Linked DNA regions of Homo sapiens: all the other regions are linked to region 3. A link is a contact called in ENCODE Hi-C or POLR2A ChIA-PET data. All regions are on one chromosome and are shown on one strand. Each heading gives the region's core, a stretch centred on a gene start or an enhancer-like site at or near the end of the contact. The rest is flanking DNA. Distances are from core to core; before and after follow the strand shown.

Region 1 (2,700 bases), core at 5-2,504, 300 kb before region 3:
AAAGTGCTGGGATTACAATCAATATACATTTAGTACCTATTATTTATGGGCTAATCATGTGCTAATGGACTGGTGGAATCACTCTATTCCCTTTGCTCTAGATTGAAGCTTCGAGACCACCTGGGAAAATAGACAACTAATGTAATGAATATCCATAACCAGTTTCAGAGACAACCAGTAGTTTGCAAGTTATTCCACCCATTAAACGATTCCAAATGTTGGAGAAAAGGCCCCCAACTTAAAATACTCCACGGAAACGTGCTCTATACATCTATGTGGTGCTTACAATAAAAGATGAATTCCTGCGACTGAGTTGCAACCCCGAAAGAAATGATTTAGAGAAAAAAAGAAAGAAAGAAAAAGGTAAGTATGTCACCGTGCTTTTGGAAAATGCTTTTGGGATTTGTCCAAGTTCTAGAGTGGAACCCAAGGCTCCTGGGCCAGGGGACAGAAGTGATAACTAAGTAGGATGCAATTTAGTTGGAATCTTCCCTGACCTTAATCCCATAAACAGTTGCCTAGGTAAAGGCAAAGTCTACAGGCCCTAAAACAGGGTACAAGCTTTCCCTAAAACATATTAGAGAGAGGCACTTTCAACAGGACCTTGTTGCAGGATCCCTAAAAAAAAAATTCAAAACAAGGAGATTTACATGTTATTCACCTTATCATAATTTCAGAAATATTTTACTAATAAAAAAGGAGTCGTGAAGTCTGGAACACCTTAAGACGTGACGTCTGCAACACCTTAAGAACAATGATTACAAATGTATTAATATTCTCTCTGATTTTAAGGGAAAAGTGATGAAGGAACAGGAAGATGGGTGGGCGTATGTTCCCAGAAATCCCCAGAACGTCAAAAAGGAAGCGGAGGCTTTGAGTGGAGGACTACGGAGAGCGTCTACGGTTGTGCCAAAGGAAAAAAAATGTTCCTAAGAAAAGAGTATACAAAGTTGTGTTCATCAAAGTCTGGAACCCAAAGGTGTCCCTCCAAAGCTGTACACGACAGAGAAAACGCGAACTGAAAGAAGAAGCAGGTCCCAAGGGGCCAGGCGCCTCCTCCACCTCCTCCTCCTCCTAGGTACGTAGGGCAGAACTAAGGCTGACCCAGACGTAACTCAGCCCTCTCCTCACGCCAGCCGCAGCCAAGCATCCCACGGAGCCTCCCCCCGCGCCCGTCGCCGTGGCGACCGCCGGGGCCACGCAGCACCGCCCCTTCCTCGCGACGTGGCCCCGCCCTCTGAGAACCCGGAAGCGGGAGTCTCGCGCCAGCTGAGCGGCGGTCGGGCGGGGGGAGCGCGGCGGCCCAAGCTCGCTCGGCCACGCGCCCCGCCCCCTCAGAGGCCGGCCTCCCGCACGCACCGCGCAGCCTGCTGTGCCCGTGGGTCCCGAGTGCTCCGCCGCCCGCCCCGACCCGGGCCCAGCCGCCTCCACGGCCCGCGCTCGTACTGGAGCGAAGAGCGGCCTCCTGAAGGAGGGGAAGGGACGTGGGGGCGGCCACGGCAGGTGAGGGTGGGCGAAGCCCTGGGAAGCGGCTGGGTGTGCGGTATGCGGGGTTGTAGGTGTGTGTGTGTGGCGCGTGGCTGCCTTGGTTGGTGTGACTTTGTGAGTGTGTTCTGAGTGGGCCGGTCCATGTGACCACGCACGTGATCACGTGCCCTTGTGAGTGTGTGTCTGGGGCCGAATCTGGGCTGTGGGGTGGTCGGTGTGCTTGTGACCCTGCCTTTGTGTGGCTGTCACCGGTGGGACTGGCGGGGAGCTGTGTGTGAGTCTCCAGCGGGAGGTGGGGGCGGCACAGGGCTTAACCGGGGCATCCTCCTGTAAACCCATCCTGGGGCTACACGACTGCAGCCCAGGAACATTTCTTTCTTTCTTTCTTTCTTTTTTTTTTTCTCAGCAAACTTTTAAGAACTGTGAGCAGAGGCCAGTAATTTTGGAGACAGGACCTCGGCCTGAAAGTGATAGATGTCTTTGTTGTTACTGAGTGTGGGCCAGGTGTAAGGTTTGTAAACGGGGGATGAGGAACAGAGCGGGACCGGAGTGTCTCATTTTTCCTCTTCTCGTTTTCCTGGGGAGTTATAAGTTAGACATTTATGCTGCTTCCTTTGTCTCCACCTACACTGGTTCAGCTCCTTTTGGCACAAAGATTCAACAAATTAAGGAGTAACTTTTTTTTTTTTTTTTTTTTTGAGACGGAGTCTCGCTCCGTCGCCCAGGCTGGAGTGCAGTGGCGCCATCCCAGCTCACTGCAAGCTCTGTCTGCTGGGTTTACGCCATTCTCCTGCCTCAGCCTCCCGAGTAGCTGGCACTACAGGCTCCCGCCACCACGCCCGGCTAATTTTTTGTATTTTTAGTAGAGACGGGGTTTCACCGTGTTAGCCAGGATGGCCTCGATCTCCTGACCTCGTGATCCGCCCGCCTCGGCCTCCCAAAGGGCTGAGATTACAGGCGTGAGCCATCGCGGCTGGCCACTGAGGAGTAACTTAATAGCTGTGTCCAAATTCCAAAAGCTTTTTTCCCAAGAGCATGAGAAGAGATGTCACAGATGTCAGGTAGGCACCTTTTCCTCCTGTAAGGTTTAGAGATAATGCAATGAAGAAAAGAGGGATAGATCTCCCCTGAAGAGATCTAAGAAAAGGATAGCTGTGTACTTCTGTGGTGAGGGATGGAGACGTGCATTAAAAAGCCAGTTGCATCTCCCAG
Region 2 (2,700 bases), core at 94-2,593, 370 kb before region 3:
ACACACATGCACGCACACATGGGGTTTGTGTTTGTGAAAATTCATTATTCAAGCCCCCACAATGACAAAGTTGCAGATTCAAGCTCATCATAAAAGCAAATAATAGCAAGTGTTCTTTCCAAAAGGGTTCCTCAGGAAGCGGTGAGCTTACTGGCACCACGGCACCCAGCCCTGGGTGGGGAATAGATCCGATGCCTCTGACTCTTTTTTGTCCCAGTTACTCACTCTCTCTGAGACCGCGTGCCTCACCATGGAGTGGCACTCTGGGAAGCTAGCCCACTCTCAGCCCCTGCTCCTGCCAGGTCAGCCTTGGGCTCAGAAACTTTTCCCACCATGGCCCACTCGAGTGCCTCCTCTCATCTAGTGGCTGTGCCATTATCCTCGGGAATGGGCAGCGGGACAGCTCAGCAGTAGGTCAGGAAGATCCAGCCAGTGGAGTCTTGGCCCCAAGATCTCAGGGACCCCCCCATCTCTTCCCTCTTGTAGACATCCGACCTATGCAAGGCCAGTCTTCTTTTTCTTCCCGCCTCGATTCCCATGGCTTTCAGGTCAGAAGCCTCCAGGACCTTCCCAAGTTCCGGATATTCTATCCTCCCTTCACGGGAGGTGGTGTAGGACCAAGGCAGAATAGGTGTTGCCCCCTCTCTCCTTTTGCCCTCCTCACCATGAAATGTTGTCCCCCCTGCCCTCTCCTGCCTCTGCCCTGGTTTTATTATTTGCTTTTATGATGAGCTTGAATCTGCAACTTTGTCATTGTGAGGGCTTGAATAATGAATTTTCACAAACACAAACCCCAGGAGCCCTGAGAACTCTGCCAACCACAGGCTTCTGGAGTCACCTCTGTGGTCTAACCCTTCAGTCCAAACGACTGCTTCTCTCTAGAGCTGATCCCACAAGCCAGAGCTGTGGGTGGCCTGTTTCCTGCCCCAGGGACCCACGATGGGGTAGAGAAGAGATGGGGCTGGGAATGGCCTGCTTCCTCCAGCCACAGGCAGGGTCTAGCATAGGGGATTTGGAGTAGCTTCTTACCCTTACCCTCATCCCAAAATTCTGGCCTGGGTGACATCAGCTACCATTTATTGAGCACTGACTCTGTGCCAGGTACTGTGCTAAGCACTTGAAACAAATTGTCTTTCGTAATCCTAACAACCCTGAGAGGCAGAGGGCAGTAACCCACTGTACTGATAAGAACGCTGAGACTCAGAGAGGTGAAGATGACCCCAGGCCACCCAGCTAGTCCATGGGGCGCTGGGTGTAGGAGCTGGTCTGCCTGACTTGGCACAGCCTGCTCCTAACTCCCTGCCTCACACTGCTTCCTCACCAGGCAAGTCACCAAGGCAGAGGGTGTGGCTTTGGCAGGCAGGTTTGGGTGCCTGTTTTTCGAGGTCTCTGCCTGTCTGGACTTTGAGCACGTGCAGCATGTCTTCCACGAGGCAGTGCGAGAGGCACGGCGGGAGCTGGAGAAGAGCCCCCTGACCCGGCCCCTCTTCATCTCCGAGGAGAGGGCCCTGCCCCACCAGGCCCCGCTCACCGCGCGGCATGGGCTGGCCAGCTGCACCTTCAACACGCTCTCCACCATCAACCTGAAGGAGATGCCCACTGTGGCCCAGGCCAAGCTGGTCACCGTGAAGTCATCCCGGGCCCAGAGCAAGCGCAAGGCGCCTACCCTGACTCTCCTGAAGGGCTTCAAGATCTTCTGAGGCCCCCTCCCCAGGAAGCCTAGGCTCGGTGGCTGGACAGGACTGCAGCAGGACAGGGACTGGCTTCTCACCACCAGCCTTTCCGTCTGATGGACAGCAGACCCCGCCTCCAGCACCAAGCAGTGTCCCTACACTCAATTCACTGTGTGAGCTGGAGTGGCAGGCAGGGATGCTGCTTCTGTTCCCTCCAGGCCTTGGTCTTCATGGTAACCACCGCGTCTGTGGCCGTAGAGGGAAACAGCCACTGTGACAACCCAGAGACCTGGGGTCAGCCTTAAGTAGGAAGAAATTGCAGTGTCTATCCTGCTGCCATCAGCCCTTCCTGCTCCAGCTACAGTTGGGCCAGCTGTGGCCTTAGTGGATGGTCTGGGTGGATGGCTCTGTCAATGTCAGGCCCGAGAACAGCCTGCGGAATGACAGCCTGGGGTCCTTGTGCCACCTGGTGGACGGGAAAGGCAGGGCGGCTGCAGTTTCAGAGGCCAGAGCCTGGCCCTCCTGTCATCTGCTGACTTCACAGAAGGCCCAGGCTACAAACCCCACAGTTTATCCAAGGAAAATCTAGTTAAAATAATCCAATGGACAGAAGCCCCAGGAAGGGGTATTTCCAACACTTGGCGTCTCAATGAGGATAAAAGGGAGGGACTGTAGGTTGTCCAGCATAAGGAGCCCCAGAGTTCTTTCACCAGCAGACAGATTCTCCATGTGTTTTCCCACTGTTAAGGACTCTGTCCAAAGAACCTCAGCATCAGCTCCCTCAAGCTTAATGATCCAGGCTGCAGAAGAAAGTTGTCACTCCAGTGAGTTACCCAGGGCTCCAGGGAGCCCACAGCAGCATCAGACCCATCCAGGGGCTACAGGGCCTGCCCCCCTGCAGGTAGAAACACAGTATACCCGTTTGTCATCTGGTTTGGCAGGACCCAGGACCCTCAGCAATGAGTCTGAGTGTTCAAAGCCCACTTTAGAACCTAAAGCATTTTGGGTTAATAAAGCAAAATTTTGC
Region 3 (2,700 bases), core at 100-2,599:
TAGCACTGCTAGAGTTTGCTGAAGAGAAGATGAAAGTGAACTATGTCTTCATCTGCTTCAGGAAGGGCCGAGAAGACAGAGGTGAGGAGTCAGAGTGGCCTGAGCCTTACAGCCCAGACAGTGGGGCCTGGGGGAGAGAAGGGAGCACCTCCAGGATGAGGTGGGACTCTTGAATTTGCCTTTCAAACCCTGGGAAATCATGGCAGGAGGGCAAGTGCCTGAAGGGCTCGTAAAAGCCTAGTGCTTATTTGTTCCATCTTTGTTTGGGGTTTTGATTTCAGCCTACCATTGTGTTTCTCATCAGACTTTTTTACACTCTGTCTTCTGCAGCTCCACTCCTGAAGACCTTCAGCTTCTTGGGCTTTGAGATTGTACGTCCAGGCCATCCCTGTGTCCCCTCTCGGCCAGATGTGATGTTCATGGTTTATCCCCTGGACCAGAACTTGTCCGATGAGGACTAATAGTCATAGAGGATGCTTTACCCAAGAGCCACAGTGGGGGAAGAGGGGAAGTTAGGCAGCCCTGGGACAGACGAGAGGGCTCCTCGCTGTCTAGGGAAGGACACTGAGGGGCTCAGGGTGAGGGTTGCCTATTGTGTTCTCGGAGTTGACTCGTTGAAATTGTTTTCCATAAAGAACAGTATAAACATATTATTCACATGTAATCACCAATAGTAAATGAAGATGTTTATGAACTGGCATTAGAAGCTTTCTAAACTGCGCTGTGTGATGTGTTCTATCTAGCCTAGGGGAGGACATTGCCTAGAGGGGGAGGGACTGTCTGGGTTCAGGGGCATGGCCTGGAGGGCTGGTGGGCAGCACTGTCAGGCTCAGGTTTCCCTGCTGTTGGCTTTCTGTTTTGGTTATTAAGACTTGTGTATTTTCTTTCTTTGCTTCCTGTCACCCCAGGGGCTCCTGAGTATAGGCTTTTCAGTCCCTGGGCAGTGTCCTTGAGTTGTTTTTTGACACTCTTACCTGGGCTTCTCTGTGTGCATTTGCGTCTGGCCTGGAGTAAGCAGGTCCGACCCCTCCTTCTTTACAGCTTAGTGTTATTCTGGCATTTGGTTAAGCTGGCTTAATCTGTTTAATGTTATCAGTACATTTTAAATAGGGGCATTGAAATTTACTCCCACCACCAGGGCTTTTTTGGGGGATGCCTGGGCCTTTAAAACACTAGCCAAACTCTAATTAATTCTCAAATCACTGCCAGGAGTTCTTGCTCCTGGCTGCAGGCCCAGGCCCCAAGGTCTCCTTCTTGGGGTCACAAACAGCAGTAAGGAAGAGGAATATATAGCAACTCAGGGCCTGGGAATTGTGGGGCAATCCGTTCTTAGGGACTGGATACTTCTGGCTGGCTGAGTATAGTACTAGCTGCCTCCCCACCAGGTTCCGAGTAGTGTCTGAGACTCTGCTCTGCAGGGCCTAGGGTAGCGCTGGGAGTGTAGAAGTGGCCTGCCCTTAACTGTTTTCACTAAACAGCTTTTTCTAAGGGGAGAGCAAGGGGGAGAGATCTAGATTGGGTGAGGGGGACGGGGATGTCAGGGAGGCAAGTGTGTTGTGTTACTGTGTCAATAAACTGATTTAAAGTTGTGGTTGGTCTATTCTTTATTTCTGAACTAGGACCAACTCCCTACCAAACTGTTTTGACTCCAGAGCCTAATAAATAGAGGTGTGGTGCGTGCTCCTTGGGAAAAAAACTGCAGTGTAGGAGGGCAGATAAACTGGCTGAGGTCTCTCTCTGGGGCCATATTACACTGTGAAATGCGGGGTTGCTAGGAGTCTGAGACTTACTGCCAGAGCCCCCTGGAGAGAGATGTGTACATATCAGCTTCATCTAGGAGAGGCTATACCCAAGATCCAATCTGCTCTTAGCTCTTCCTTTTCTGTAAAAGGCTGGGGAGGTTGGGTCCTGATACTGGGTTTTGGCTTTTGCATGGAGCTCCTGACATTCCCATTCCTGAGGTCTTTGAAGGATGCAGCACACACCTTCCCTGTTCTAGTTTTCCCCTTTTGGAGCTCAGTGTCCTAAGGTGTGGCTTCCAGTCCCCCACACCACAGCCTGATGAATAAGCTCTCAGTGGTACCAAGGGGGCTGGAATCCTCTTCACCACAGTTTTTTTAATTTCTCAAGGATTTACTGGCACTTTTTTTCTTTTGCTTCTGTTTTGCCAATTGAAGGGCATGTTCTTCCACCTACATTTTTGCAACTGTCTACTGTTAAGCTGTGGCTCTCACATTGCTCTTTATGGAGCCTGCTTGTGTTTTCACTGTGGGCCAAGTCATTTATCTTGGACTCTAACTTGTATTCATTAAAAGTAATGAGCTCGAATCCCAAGTTTTTTTTTGTTTTTGTTTTTTTCATGGAATCTCGCTCTGTCGCCCAGGCTGGAGTGCAGTGGTGTAATCTCAGCTCACTGCAACCTCCGCCTCCTGGGTTCAGGTGATTATCCTGTCTCAGCCTCCTGAGTAGCTGGGATTACAGATGCCCACCATCACACTCAGCTAATTTTTTGTATTTTCAGTAGAGACAGGGTTTTGCCATGTTGCCCGGGCTGGTCTCGAACTCCTGGCCTCAAGTGATTCCCACGCTTCGGCCTCGCCAAGTGTTGGGATTACAGGCGTGAGCCACCGTGCCTGGCAAATGTTATTAGAGCAAGTCTGGGACTAGAGACATTCCGTTGAAATCAAGTGTCCCCCACTG

What was found. Hi-C counts contacts between places; a loop is a spot of excess contacts on that map. ChIA-PET counts read pairs that join two places held with the same protein, here RNA polymerase II (POLR2A). Pooled maps may share reads with other maps.
Region 1: a pooled map shows a loop between it and region 3 (2.4-fold over the local background). The contact joins the promoter of SPG21 here to the enhancer-like site in region 3. A Hi-C loop is called at or near these places in 4 of 50 pooled maps. POLR2A ChIA-PET finds 5 or more read pairs at or near these places in 3 of 52 experiments (B cell, H1 and activated naive CD4-positive, alpha-beta T cell).
Region 2: a loop to region 3 is called in a pooled map, with 4 times the contacts of the local background. The contact joins two enhancer-like sites. A Hi-C loop is called at or near these places in 2 of 50 pooled maps. POLR2A ChIA-PET finds 5 or more read pairs at or near these places in 2 of 52 experiments (OCI-LY7 and activated naive CD4-positive, alpha-beta T cell).

What each region holds. Positions count from the first base shown.
Region 1 is chr15:64,988,468-64,991,167 of GRCh38, reverse strand. It overlaps SPG21 (SPG21 abhydrolase domain containing, maspardin), which reads left to right and starts at 1,254. Exons shown (of 9, transcript NM_016630.7): 1 at 1,254-1,503. RefSeq lists enhancers at 821-880, 921-990, 1,046-1,545, 1,546-2,047 and silencers at 1,061-1,550, 1,671-1,720, 1,523-1,817.
Region 2 is chr15:65,053,899-65,056,598 of GRCh38, reverse strand. RASL12 (RAS like family 12) reads left to right here. Exons shown (of 5, transcript NM_016563.4): 5 at 1,325-2,700. The coding sequence ends at 1,700. Among named protein-coding and RNA genes, the nearest start is that of SLC51B, 9.9 kb to the right of the region's middle. RefSeq lists enhancers at 1,166-1,666, 1,667-2,167. Within about 2 kb of position 1,343, at least 9 of the 41 ENCODE cell types and tissues checked have a DNase peak (open chromatin) inside an H3K27ac peak, as active enhancers do.
Region 3 is chr15:64,686,465-64,689,164 of GRCh38, reverse strand. OAZ2 (ornithine decarboxylase antizyme 2) reads left to right here. Exons shown (of 5, transcript NM_002537.3): 4 at 1-81; 5 at 331-1,591. The coding sequence ends at 461. Among named protein-coding and RNA genes, the nearest start is that of OAZ2, 15 kb to the left of the region's middle. Within about 2 kb of position 1,349, at least 3 of the 41 ENCODE cell types and tissues checked have a DNase peak (open chromatin) inside an H3K27ac peak, as active enhancers do.